Regions from separate parts of the Mus musculus genome. Here region 2 is linked to region 1. A link is a contact called in ENCODE Hi-C or POLR2A ChIA-PET data. All regions are on one chromosome and are shown on one strand. The core of a region is the stretch at or near the end of the contact, and the rest is flanking DNA. Distances in the headings are between cores, read along the strand shown. Region 1 holds the start of Atp2b1 (ATPase, Ca++ transporting, plasma membrane 1). Region 2 overlaps Atp2b1 (ATPase, Ca++ transporting, plasma membrane 1).

Evidence for each region. A loop is a pair of places that touch in the nucleus more often than their neighbours do. ChIA-PET counts read pairs that join two places held with the same protein, here RNA polymerase II (POLR2A).
Region 2: a loop to region 1 is called in a map of heart, with 2.2 times the contacts of the local background. The contact joins the enhancer-like site here to the promoter of Atp2b1 in region 1. A Hi-C loop is called at or near these places in 3 of 37 maps with a recorded cell type or tissue (heart and v-Abl transformed pro-B cells). POLR2A ChIA-PET finds 5 or more read pairs at or near these places in 2 of 5 experiments (both embryonic stem cell).

Annotation. Positions count from the first base shown.
Region 1 is chr10:98,911,514-98,917,436 of GRCm38, reverse strand. Atp2b1 (ATPase, Ca++ transporting, plasma membrane 1) reads right to left here and starts at 2,285. Exons shown (of 21, transcript NM_026482.2): 1 at 2,066-2,285.
Region 2 is chr10:98,956,743-98,962,665 of GRCm38, reverse strand. The region is part of intron 1 of Atp2b1 (ATPase, Ca++ transporting, plasma membrane 1); the gene reads right to left. Among named protein-coding and RNA genes, the nearest start is that of Atp2b1, 45 kb to the right of the region's middle. Within about 2 kb of position 3,064, at least 1 of the 3 ENCODE cell types and tissues checked has a DNase peak (open chromatin) inside an H3K27ac peak, as active enhancers do.

The DNA.
Region 1 (5,923 bases), core at 1,036-3,535:
CAATATCCTCTTATTTTATTAACAACACGAGTCAAAATTTGTTCCTCCCCTCATCTCAGAATGGCAAGTAAGGTCTCAAGCTTCAACTAAAAAAACAAAACACCGTAGTTTCCCATACAGTGGCTGAAATTCCTCTCAAGGTCTTGAAATTATAGAAAAATGAAGACATATTCTCCCTTACTTCTAAGGGGGCACACGGCTGAGGACGACAGCATTATGAAGGCGTACTCTTAATTTTCATCATTTGATCGGGGGTGGGAGGGGGGATAACAAAATTTTAGATCAAAGGTGGCGCTCTGTCCTCAGCTCACCCGAATGTGACTCACTTTTGCAGAGTATATGGTAGGAAATAACAGTTACTTTTCGAAGATCTTTGCAGTTACACCCAAGCCAAAATCGGGACAGAGATCCACCCTTTATGACAGCCATTTAACTGTTTTATCCAAAGCACGGTAGAAAGTAAAACATCTCCCTGAAAACATGGCTTAAAAGGCCCAATTTCCTACACCAGCTTTCAAAAGCTCTCAACAAGAAAAAAAAAAAAAAATTTCTATTTACTTCAAATTTGAACTGACCAGGAAGGGGAAAAAAAGGGATGGGTGCTAAATGAAACATACAAGTACAAAAAGCAGATTCTCCCCCTTCCAATCCCTCTTTTAATTCCCCCAATCCGGCTCTGCCACACACAAGGACAGGGAGTCTCCCTAGGGAAAGCTGGTGGCAGGGCAAGTGAAGGCTCTCCATTCACTCAAATGGGCCACTATCCAAAGGGATGCCCTATGCGCGCTTTGTACAAACCAGGTCCTTACAAGTACTTATTATTATAAAATACACCTACGCTGAGGATCAAGAACCTTATTTTAAAGTAAGACTGTCCTCAGGTGGGGGAGGTGAAGCACAACAAAGCCTTCCATGTTGAAAGGCAGACAGTCCAGACATGCATATACCTCCACTCGTATGAAAAAAAAAATCCATATAACTAATTTATCAGGAACAGCAATCGATACCGACAGGAGTCATTAGATTATTAATAAACCCAGAAAAGTAGCATGCATAGCAGCCAAAGGTGGCTGTCTGCAGCGCTCTAACCCCTAGGAAGGGTAAAAAAAACAGCCTACCGAGGAGGTTCGCGTCCTTACCAAGGTCCTGCAGACCCTTTTACCCACGCAGACCAGCCCCAGCTTCCCCTTGCGGGTCCGATCACCGCAACAGCAAAAGCATTCCCAATGCTAGAGTCCCGCAGTAAACTGGTGACTGAAATGTGCAGAGACCAACCTGGGCAAAGACCGAGGCGCAGACCCAGGGGTCGCTAACTAGCTAAGACACAAAATTCTCCTGCAAGATGAAATAGAGAAGAAGCCCCCGCCACCTCCGCCCCCCCCACCCCCGCAATAGGAATGCCACCCTCCTTTCTTACTGACCCTTTCCGAGGACAGAGCAGATTTTCCCCCTTTTAAACTAAGTACATAAACATGAATCGGAAGCACCCGTGAACATCCTGGGGGGCCAGACTCAAGACCTGAAGAGAGCGTCCAGGCGGCTCTTCAACTCCCCGGGAGTCACCGTCCTGTCTGACAGGCATCTATCACACCATCCTCTCCGGGGGGCCGACGACAAACCTTCACCTTGCACGGGCAGTACCTCCCGGGGGCCCAAGCCAGGGATTAAATGGGTGACCCTCCCGGGTCGCAGGAAGAGGGAGTGCCGGGGCACCGCTGCCCTCAAGGTCACCACATGCCGGGGTAGGGGCGACCGGTGTTCAGATGGGCTGTGGCGGCAGCAGGGGCAGCCCCGCGAAGTCCGAGAGCCCTCGGGTGTAGACGAGAAGCCACCGGGACGGCGACTCCGAGCTGGACCCGGCGCCGAGGCGCGCGGAGAGGAAGCCTCCTCACCTTTACGGTCTCCTAGCAGGAGCGAACCCCGGCGGCGCCGCCAACTTCGCGGGGACCCGCCGCGCTCCACCCCGCGCCCAGCTGTCAGGACCCCCGCCGCGCCCTGCGCGCCCCACCCGGCCTCCCCCGCAGGTGGCCGCCCCCGCCGCGGGCAGCCACCGGCCGCCACTCACCTCGCCCGCAGCGGGAACCATTTTTTCCGAGGGGAAGAATCAAGGAAAGCTAGGCGGGTGGGTCCGGGGGATGGCGGCGAGGGGTCGCGGGACGTGCCCGCAGCCGGCTCGCTGGGTTCGGGGCGCCACGCGGAGGTGCGGCTGCACCTCGGGAAGGAGGCGGCGGCGGCGGAGCCCAGAGACTCGGCGTCCACCAGCCGGGGCTCCCTACTCACGCTGCACCGCGAGGAGGCGGCGGCGGAGGAGGAGGAGGCGGCGCCCGGCCGGCCCCCGCCCAGAGCCCGGCGGCCGCCGAGTGGCCGCTCGCGTCCCCGCAGGACCCGCCTCCTCCGCTCCGCAAAGCCGCGCTCAGGGCGCGCCGCGCTCGGCACAGCAGCTCAACCGGCCCCGCGCCGGCGTCCGCAGCAGCAGCAACAGCAGCAGCAACGGGCGGGGTGCAACCCGGGGCGGGGTCCGGGGACACCGGTCCGCAGACGCGGAGCTCAAGGGGCAACGGCCAGCTCCGGGGCAGGGGCCCGGTGTGCACCGGGTGACCCGCGAGACCGCCCGAGCAGGCAAGGGGGGAGGAGGGCGCTCACCCGTTCCGGTCCGACGCTCCCTTCTTCTCCACACCTCCACGCCTCCCGCTCCACGCTGGCAGCGCAGCTGCTCCCGCTGCCTCTGCCACCGCTGCGGATGCTCGCGCGGCCGCCGCTGCCGCCTTGGCTGGGCGCGGTCACGTGACGCGGCCCGCGGGGAGCCTGAGGGCGGGCGGGCGGGCGCGCGCGCGCGCACGAGCGGAGGTAGCGCCGCTCGGACCGGGACTGGCGCTTCCCGGAGAGGGCGTTTAAGGGGAGGATCCGGCGAGCGCGGCCCCGCCTGGCGAGCGCGCGCCCGGGGTGGGGTGAGGCGGCGGGGATCAGAACTTGCAGCGCGCGGTGTGGAAAGGGTGGCCTGTAGTGCGGGGCGGGCGACTCGCGCCTCCGCGCGCCCCTCCCTCTCTTCCTTCCCTGCGCGCCGGGCTCCCGGCTGCCCCCGCCCCCTCCTGCGCTGTCGCCCCCTCCCTTCCCCTCCTGCGGCGGCTTCCGATTGGCCGTCGGGGCTCTGACGTCTGTGTTTCCATGACGTGTCGGGGCCGGGGAGGGCCGCGGGAGGGGGCGGCGGGGGAGGAGGGGGCGGTGACTCCGTCCGTCACCGCCGGTGCCTGGGCGCGCGGCCCGGCGGCTCCTGCAACGTGAGGAAGCCGGAGAGCGACGAGTGCCGCCGCAGTGGGACGCCCTTCACTTGGGGTCCCGCTCGAGTCGCCCCCGGGTGGAGGCGATGCCGGGTCACGGGACGGGAGAGCGGCTCGGCGCCCACTCCCTAGCGGACCTGTCTCCTGTCCCGGACGGTGACGCACTCGCCCGACAGCCAAAGTGCCTTCCCTTTTGGGAAGAGAGCCCACTCGCCCTGTAGGCGCGCTGGCCCGGCCACCGACACCGGGGATCCCCGCTGCAGCGCCCAAACCGTGTCCTCTAGCCGGTGCAAGCAGGCCTCGCAAGGTCCGCTTGAAGTCCTCGTGTTTCTCTTTTGGGTTTGCTGCTGCGGCTGCTGCTTTTTTTTTTTTTTTTTTTTTTTTTTTTCCTACCTGTGGCGAGCTAGTGGGTCTTTAATTCATAATACTTAAATCCTGCCCTCATCTTTCCCGAGGAGAAAGGAACAAGAAAAAAAAAAAAAATCATGCAGAGTACCGTGCAGTATTTAGACGGTAAAAGGTAGCCGACTCTGGTCCAACCAGTTCAAAAGAAAACCGCTCATGATTACTTCTACTTTAAAAAAGGATATTCTTGACTGTATCCACACATTTAAAGATGTGTATCCTGTCCCATCTTTCTGTAATCTCTGCTTGAACTAAAGGTTCCCCCTTCCCCCGAACAATTTAGACCTTATCCGTGTTATTTTCAGCATCACTTAGCTTGAGAAAAAAACATCAAAAAAAGTGATCTGTAAGTGTTTTGTTTTGCTTTTTTCAACCCTGAATTGGAAGAATTGGTAGTTTCATAGTCTTCTCCAAAGCACACCGGTAAGACAAGTACTGCATTATGTATGTTCCCTGTCGGGTAGCATTTGTTTTAAAATAATATAAAGGCTTGAAAAGAAAATACTTGAGTTTAAAAGCAAATTTTCCATGATAAAACTGCTGAAAATAATTTTTCCATTTATATCTTCCACCAGGGTAGACATTACCAACCTCTGAGCTGTGCCCTTGACATGTAAAACTGGCACTGGGTATTTCTCTCTCTCTGTTTATCACAGAGAATTGGTTGATGTGATACAATAAATAGCCCTTCCTGCTACTATTTCAAATCTACAATTAGAAAAACAAATTAATTAAATTTCATTTAGGTAATTTCCAGTATTTTCTCACCCCGAAGTATCTTTTAGAATAACGCAGACACATTTATGAACTCTTGGCTACTTCCCCGCTTTTCTCCAAGGAAGTCCCCATAGAAAATTGAATTATGCATTCTATTTTAATCAAGAATTTGACATTAAAGTATTAAGTGAATCATTGCATGCTGCACCAGCAAAACCCATAATAGACTAAACTAGAATCTGTTCACTTTGTGGGTTTGCTGTAATTCTAACTCATAAGATGCATGTTGTAGAGTATATGCTCACGAAAAATCACCGAAACTCCTTACTATAGAGCATGATTGCAGTGAAATTTTTATTGGTATCCAAAGATGTACCCACAAGTGAAAACATGCATGTCCCAGAACATAGTTGTGTGCACTTCATGTGAGTTGCATATATGATAAACTCGCTCTCAGATAGCCAGGGTAATTGTACTGTATATTTGATTTGTGTGTTTTTATGCTTCAGATACAAAATTAAAGCTGAAACCAGTATAGAAGCAGCTGAGCTTTAGGAAGTTCAATTCCCCCCTCCTGCAGGGCTTCATCCTAAAACCTCCCCAAATGACATACTTTTCGGTGTAAAACTGCTGAGTTGCTTAATTAGGGTTTCTTATTTTCCTCTGGTGCAAGAGATGAGACTGAAGCCTCATGGTGTCCAGCAAGTCCATGGGGTCCTGGGCTAGTGCTCACCCTTCAGCACTTTTCCTTAGAAAATATGGAGCTGCCTGAACTCAGAAATGCCCCTGTGTATTATATGAGCGCATCATCTTCATCTTGGACTTAATTTATCCCATGGATTAATTGATCTGGAGATATAGTAGTATACATTAAAAGCAACACAAGACAATTTTCTATTAAATAATAGGGTAGTTTTGTAAATGTGTTTTCAGATACAGAAGTGACTGTTTTTGATGTTATATTGAAGAGGCAATAACATATTTGGCAATTTTCATAGGTGCAGTCCTTTCCTTCCTTATAATGGTATAATTGTATTGACATCTCTCTGGTCAATTGATTAGTTCAAGCTGTGTAACTCATGCAGAAAGTCCTCAATGTAACTAAATGTGAAGAGAAACATTAGGCTCTTTATTCTCTTCAGGGTCCCAGTGTAGCATGATTTCATACTTCCATAATCCCAGCACTCAGGAGGCAAAGACCAGGAGGATAGAGAATTCCAGGTCAGTCTGTAATACATATGAAGACCCTGCCTTTAAAAGAACAGGGTGTGTGTGTGGGGGGGGTGGCTGGGGAGATAGCTCAGTGGACTGGGGTTCAATTCCCAGCACCCACCTGGCAGCTCACAACTAACTATAACTCCTCATACAGACATATAAGCAGGCAAAATACCAATGCACATAAAATAAAAATAGATTATTTTTAAAAGCATCATATGTGTTAAGCATTGGAGCAAGATGAATATGCCAAGAGTACTATGTTTTTAAAACAAGATGCATACCCAAAATAGACTTTTCTATGTGAA
Region 2 (5,923 bases), core at 1,815-4,314, 44 kb before region 1:
AGTTAGAAGTTAATTCCTATTAAATGCATGTTCTCTCCCTCTCTCTCCCCATCTCTCTGTGTCTCTTTCTCTGTCTCTCTCTCTCTACACACACACACACACACACACACACACACACACACACACACACACAGAGTCCAAGCAGGATCTCATTTACACAGATCTGATACAACAGAAAACAAGTACTGTTCACAATGCCCGATTAATCAATCTCCAAAGATTCCTGCCTACCATTCTCACTCCCTCCGTAATTTACTTATCTCCTAGAAGACTATTCCAGGCAGAGATCGGGTACTGTAAAAGTAGTTGCAGCTGCGCCAAGCAGTAAGCCCAGCATGAATGCTTCGGCAAATGTCTGAGGGTAGGCGGGGGCGGATTCTTAGAACAGAAGAGGACCTAACCTGCTCTCTCAGCACAGCTGTTTTCTCAAATCTGTAACGATTTGAGTCACCTCTCTCTGTCTTTCCCAGTGACCTGTGACCCCAGGATAGGATCTGTCCTATTGATTTTTAACCCTCATCTGTGTTTGGGATCCAGTGAGGGCTCAATGTTTATTGAGTGGAAATGCTTTTAGTTTGTGCCTTGAGCTGTGATCTATTTGAAAAGGCAGCTCTGCATAAAGTAATGGCAATTCAATAACAGACCAGCCAAAAAACCTTACCACATGTTTAAAATATGTGCTAATTTCCGAGAAGGTTAGCATTTGAGGAGTCTTCGAGCCATCTTGGTATAAAGATGGGTCGTTTCTATTTCCCTCTGAATCCTTTTGGACAGTAGAGAGTAAAAAGTACTTCAGGCTGTGCTTGGTGACCCGTGCCTTTAATCCCAGCAATGGGGAAGAGGAATTAGGATCTCTGGGAGTTCAAGGCCAGACTGGTCTACACAGTGAGTGGCCAGCTACGGCTTCACAGTGAGACCCGGCTTCAAAAAAAATATGTGCATGGGTGTATATACATCCATCCATCCATACATACATTTTCAGAGAGTCTCAAATGAATTATACACTACTGACAACCATTTTGAACAATGCTCCTAGATCACTGAGAGCAGGCCAAGCAACAATTCTGAGCTTTAGTATTTCATAAAGCTTGGAGGATATAGCATGCTTATTGGAGGGATAAACTGTTAAAGTTAACCGTGCCAAATAGAAATATATCAGATCAGTACAGGAGTTAACTTAGCAAGGGCTCCTAAGCAACAATGGTATAAAACTCCCAATCCCCAACCCCACAAGTAGCCACAATCCCTTGAAACGCACTGTTCCGGTTTTCTTCCCTCTCTCTCCCTGATCAACTCCCTCCATTCCAGCTTCTCCTATGCAGGAGAAACTACTTTCTCGATGACCGGTGAATCCATGGTCCTGAACCTGAAGATCACACAGTCCTTGTTTGACTTCCTGGCAACCTTTGCTACTCTCTGCCACTGCCCCACTCTTGACGTTGCTGCTGTTTTAATCCCTCCACCGCTGGACTCTCCTTCCCACCACACGGTTGTCTCTCTCTGGCCGCATGTTTTCACTTTCCACAGCCTGCTCTGCTCCCTGAACAACTGTCAGGGAAGCCAGTGGGGCAGGGTTGGGTGATAGTAACTGTTTTCATCTGGTCTTAGTCACAGAAAATGAGATTGGCTTTTAGATAATAAAAATCTACTTGCAAGTGCAAGTGTAAGAATTTTGTTTTTCTCTTATTTCAGAATTTCACAATTAAAGCACACACAGCAGTCGGGCTCAGAGAAAGTATGAAAAAAAAGCTTCTCTATCTTCCCCTCAACGCAACCCGTATTCCCACGAACTTTTCATCTATAAAAGTGTATGCCAGCCTCAACTGAAGCAGAGGCATAGACTGGCCATTCGACCACATCTCTGGGCTTTTGATAACTTCCATTTCCAGCACATACTAAGACTACAAGCTCATAACAACACAGCACTTAGTGTATATAATCAAGATCTCAATGGCAATGAACTAAAGCACAGATATCTTAACGATAACTAGAGATCCGTTTGCTTTACAAGCAGGTAAGTTGGTAGAATCTTATCCAGTGGACTGGTGTGACACCCACATCTATGAGGAGACCGGCCTAATCTCGCAAGGATGTACCTACAGAATCAACAAACCACAACCTCTCGATTTAACAAACATGATAAATTTTAACGTTATTGCTACTATGTACTGCAGATCTGTACTTCTCAGCCCCACTGTCTACTTATTGGTAATGTTTGTAGGGCTCTTAAAATGGGCCCTGCTGGGCTCCACCTCAGAAAAGTCTTCAATTGATGCAGCACACAGTAGGAAAACATATTTCTAAATTCTGGGATGCTAGGGATGATGATCCTGCTGTCAATTTTGTAAGTCACTATTTTATGAGACTGTGACCTGAACTTTGACTCATGAACTAACTGTTGGATGTCCATCTTGATCCAAAAGTTCCTGGACTAAATAGGCAAATTACTCATTCGTAATTTGCATGAATAACTCAAAGCAGATTATTTTCTACAAATATTTTGTGAGCTGGTACTCTGAACTGTTTTGGTTTTAATACCAAATACACTGATATTTTTCTACTTAAGTCTCATATTTCACAAATACTGTGAATAATTTTCTACTTTCAAACTAAAAAAGTTTAAGCACCTTAAGGCATTGATTTTAACAAATTTAACAAAATGCTTGAATTACATAGCTACCTTCTATTCATACCTCTAAGATAAACTATACTTTTCCCCCCCAATTCTGTTGATCTACTTAGGCATCTTTCATTTTTACAGTAAGATTCTTGGTTGCAAAGGTTTTTGCTTAGGGGGGTGCTTTTGAAAAGCTCCAAAATAAAGTTAATTTTATATAATCCTGTGCAATTTACCAAATATAAGAACATACTATACCTCCGGTTAAATATGAGAACCAAATGTTCTATCATTTTCTAGTCTCTCTGGTGCTGAAATTTTCAGCTTCAGTCAAGGAAGAGATTTCTAATTTAAAACAGTGTTTTTCCCTTCTGTTCAGGAGCTAAGAGGCACCATGAACACTTGAATGTCACGCCAGCTGCTCCGCCGGCCTACTCAGTGCTCAAGAGCTTCTAGCCTGTCAATTCACAAGAGCCTACACGTACATGCTTAGGGAAACAGGATGCTCATTATGTCACCCAACAGCCTCACAAAAATAAAGCCGGCAGTCCTGAGGGAGGCTAACTCTTTTCTGCAAACTGACATGAGCTTTCTGTCTCACTAATTGAAAACTCTGTAATTTCAAGGATTTGGCCCAGCACTTGAAAACTGAGCACCAAGCCGAGAGGATGAGGCCCTTGCCCGTGTCTTCCTTTCTACTGCATTTATGGAGTCTGGTTGTAGATGGTCTTTTGCAATCTCTAGCTATAGGTACTGAAGAGGAGCTTGGAAAAAAAAAAATCAATACTCCCTTTCATGCTAGTTCAAGTAATGTGGCTGGAAAATAAACTATATTTTAAGAAGATATTAGGCAGCATTTGATTTATGGTTAACTCAATAAGTGCAGAGAGTCTGGGCATCAGAACTGTGGCACACTCCATCACATCACCAATGGTCCTCTAAGCTCTTCCCGCATTCCCAATCTTTCTCCTCTTACTCCCCCACCCCCACCAATTGCTGGCCTTCCTTTGTTCTGACCGTAACTAAAGGCCAGTGCCACCCAATAGGGTCATCACCTGGAATTGCTCTATTTTCAGATTTCCTCTCTGGCACAACTTCTCTGATTAGTTTACCAAATCTTGTCACGTGTTCTGACTTCTAAGGCCACCAGACTCCTTAGCAATACTAGCTTCCCTCAAAAGCTAACTTCCCCGTGTCTTTATGTATGACTTTCTCTGATCTTCCTACTAAGCCCATCTGGTTAATTACTGACCCCTGGAAGACACAAGCCATCTGGATTAAAAAAAAAAAAAAAAAAGACATCTTTAACTAATTGAGGAGTTGGGTGGAGAGAGAGAGAGAGAGAGAGAGAGAGAGAGAGAGAGAGAGAGAGAGAGAGAGAGAGAGAGAGAGAAGGACTCAGTATGCATCTCTAGGTATCCTGGAACTTGGTATATATGCTGGCTGGGCTTGAACTTGATGTTCTACAGTTTCTGTCTCGGGCTTGCTTGCACCAACCATACCCACTGAAAAACAAACTAAAACACTTCTTAAGGCTAGACACAGTGACACACGCCTTTAATCCTGGTGTTCAGGAAGCAGGGGAAACAGAGGTAGGCCAACTGTCCTGAGTTCTGGTCTACATAACAGGTTCTAGGCCAGCCAGGGCTGGATGAGACCTTGTATCAAACCAAACCAAAGAAAACCAAACCACAAAGCCAAACCAAACCAAAACTAAAACTACAAACAAAAACCAAAACAAAACAAAAAACCTCTGCCCTCTCCCAAAGAATCAGGTTTTAGTTCATTAATAACTTACATGAGTCACTGTAAAATACAACCGACTGACATCTCATCTTCCCAGAATATTCCTGATTTCTGATTTCACGACTTTCTTACATGATCTGCACTCCTGGAGTAAGCCTGTTTCCTTAATTGCCACTGCAGGACAGCATCTCAATGCCTTTCAGTTAGGTCTCTCACTTGGCTTGCCGATATTCACATACATTCTACCCCATAAAAGACCATCTTTCTTTTCCCTTGAGAAGCATCCATCTCCTGGATTCTCTTAACCCAGGAGCTATCCAGTTTCATCTCCTTCTACCACACCTACTAGAAACATCTGTCCTCAATGCAGCCCCATCCCTGATTCTCTCCTTGAGGTTGGCAACTGGATCCATCCCTGAGCACACACTACTGAGATGAGACTACAGTGATTAATGATCTCAAGTTGCTTTCCAGGCCCCACCATTCTCTATGCAGCTGTCTTGTTACCCAGCATTCCTCTCTTCTATTCACTGTATCACTTAGTTCTCATACACCTCTAACCAAATTCACTGGCTTTTTAAATCTTTACAGCATCCTCAATGAGGGCATCACTGCATGTATTTGCCGGACTCTCTTGGCAACTCATAGAACAACATGGCCTCCATCTGCTACCTTGCTTTCTTGCTCCAGGTTACAGCTGCGGACCCACGTTATCATTTAAATATTCTGCAGTACTTCAAGTGAAATCACCATTATTATACTTAACCCTGTCTCATCTAAACCATTTCTTCCTAAAGTTTCTATCAGTCCCAAAGACATCTGAAAAAAAAAACCAAAAACCAAAAAAAAAAAAAACTTGTCCACGGCTCTGTCCAATAGTCACATACATTCTACCCTATGAAAGACTCTTTCTTTCTTTCTCTTCCTTTAGGAAGCATCCATCTCCTGGATTCTTAACCCACAAGCTTATCCAGTTTCATCTCCTTCTACCACACCTACTAGAAACATCTGTCCTCAATGCAACTTAAGGGCTGTTCACAGTCTACAAAGGAAAAAGACAAGTGTACAAGCAAGGACAAACAAACACGACCCAAGGACTCACAAAGGAAATGGCGAACAAACAACTAAGTATCAACGAGTATGGGGCTTTAAGAACAATTTCCGGCTTCACTGTCTAGAATAGCCCTCACCAGGACCAGGAGTACAGGGTGGTTAAGATGAAAAGTCATGACACTCTGATGCCATCGGGAGCATGGCAACAAGGAGGTGGCACAAGAAACAGCTGGTCTCGTGATAAAAGCATTATTTCTATCTCCAAAGAATTTTACAGAAACTAATCTTCTCTCCTAAAGTACAACCTCCGCCTCCATGACAGAATGCTAAAATAATAGCAGCAGCAGTCACATAAAGGAGAAGGGAAGGGCTGGGAGATAGCTCAATAGTTAAGAGCTGTAGCAGGTGTTCCAGGGGGGACCAGCGCTCAGTTCCTAGGATGCACATAGGCCACCTGAAACTGCCTGCAACTCTGGTCCCAGGGATCTCAGAGCCTCTGGTCTGCAA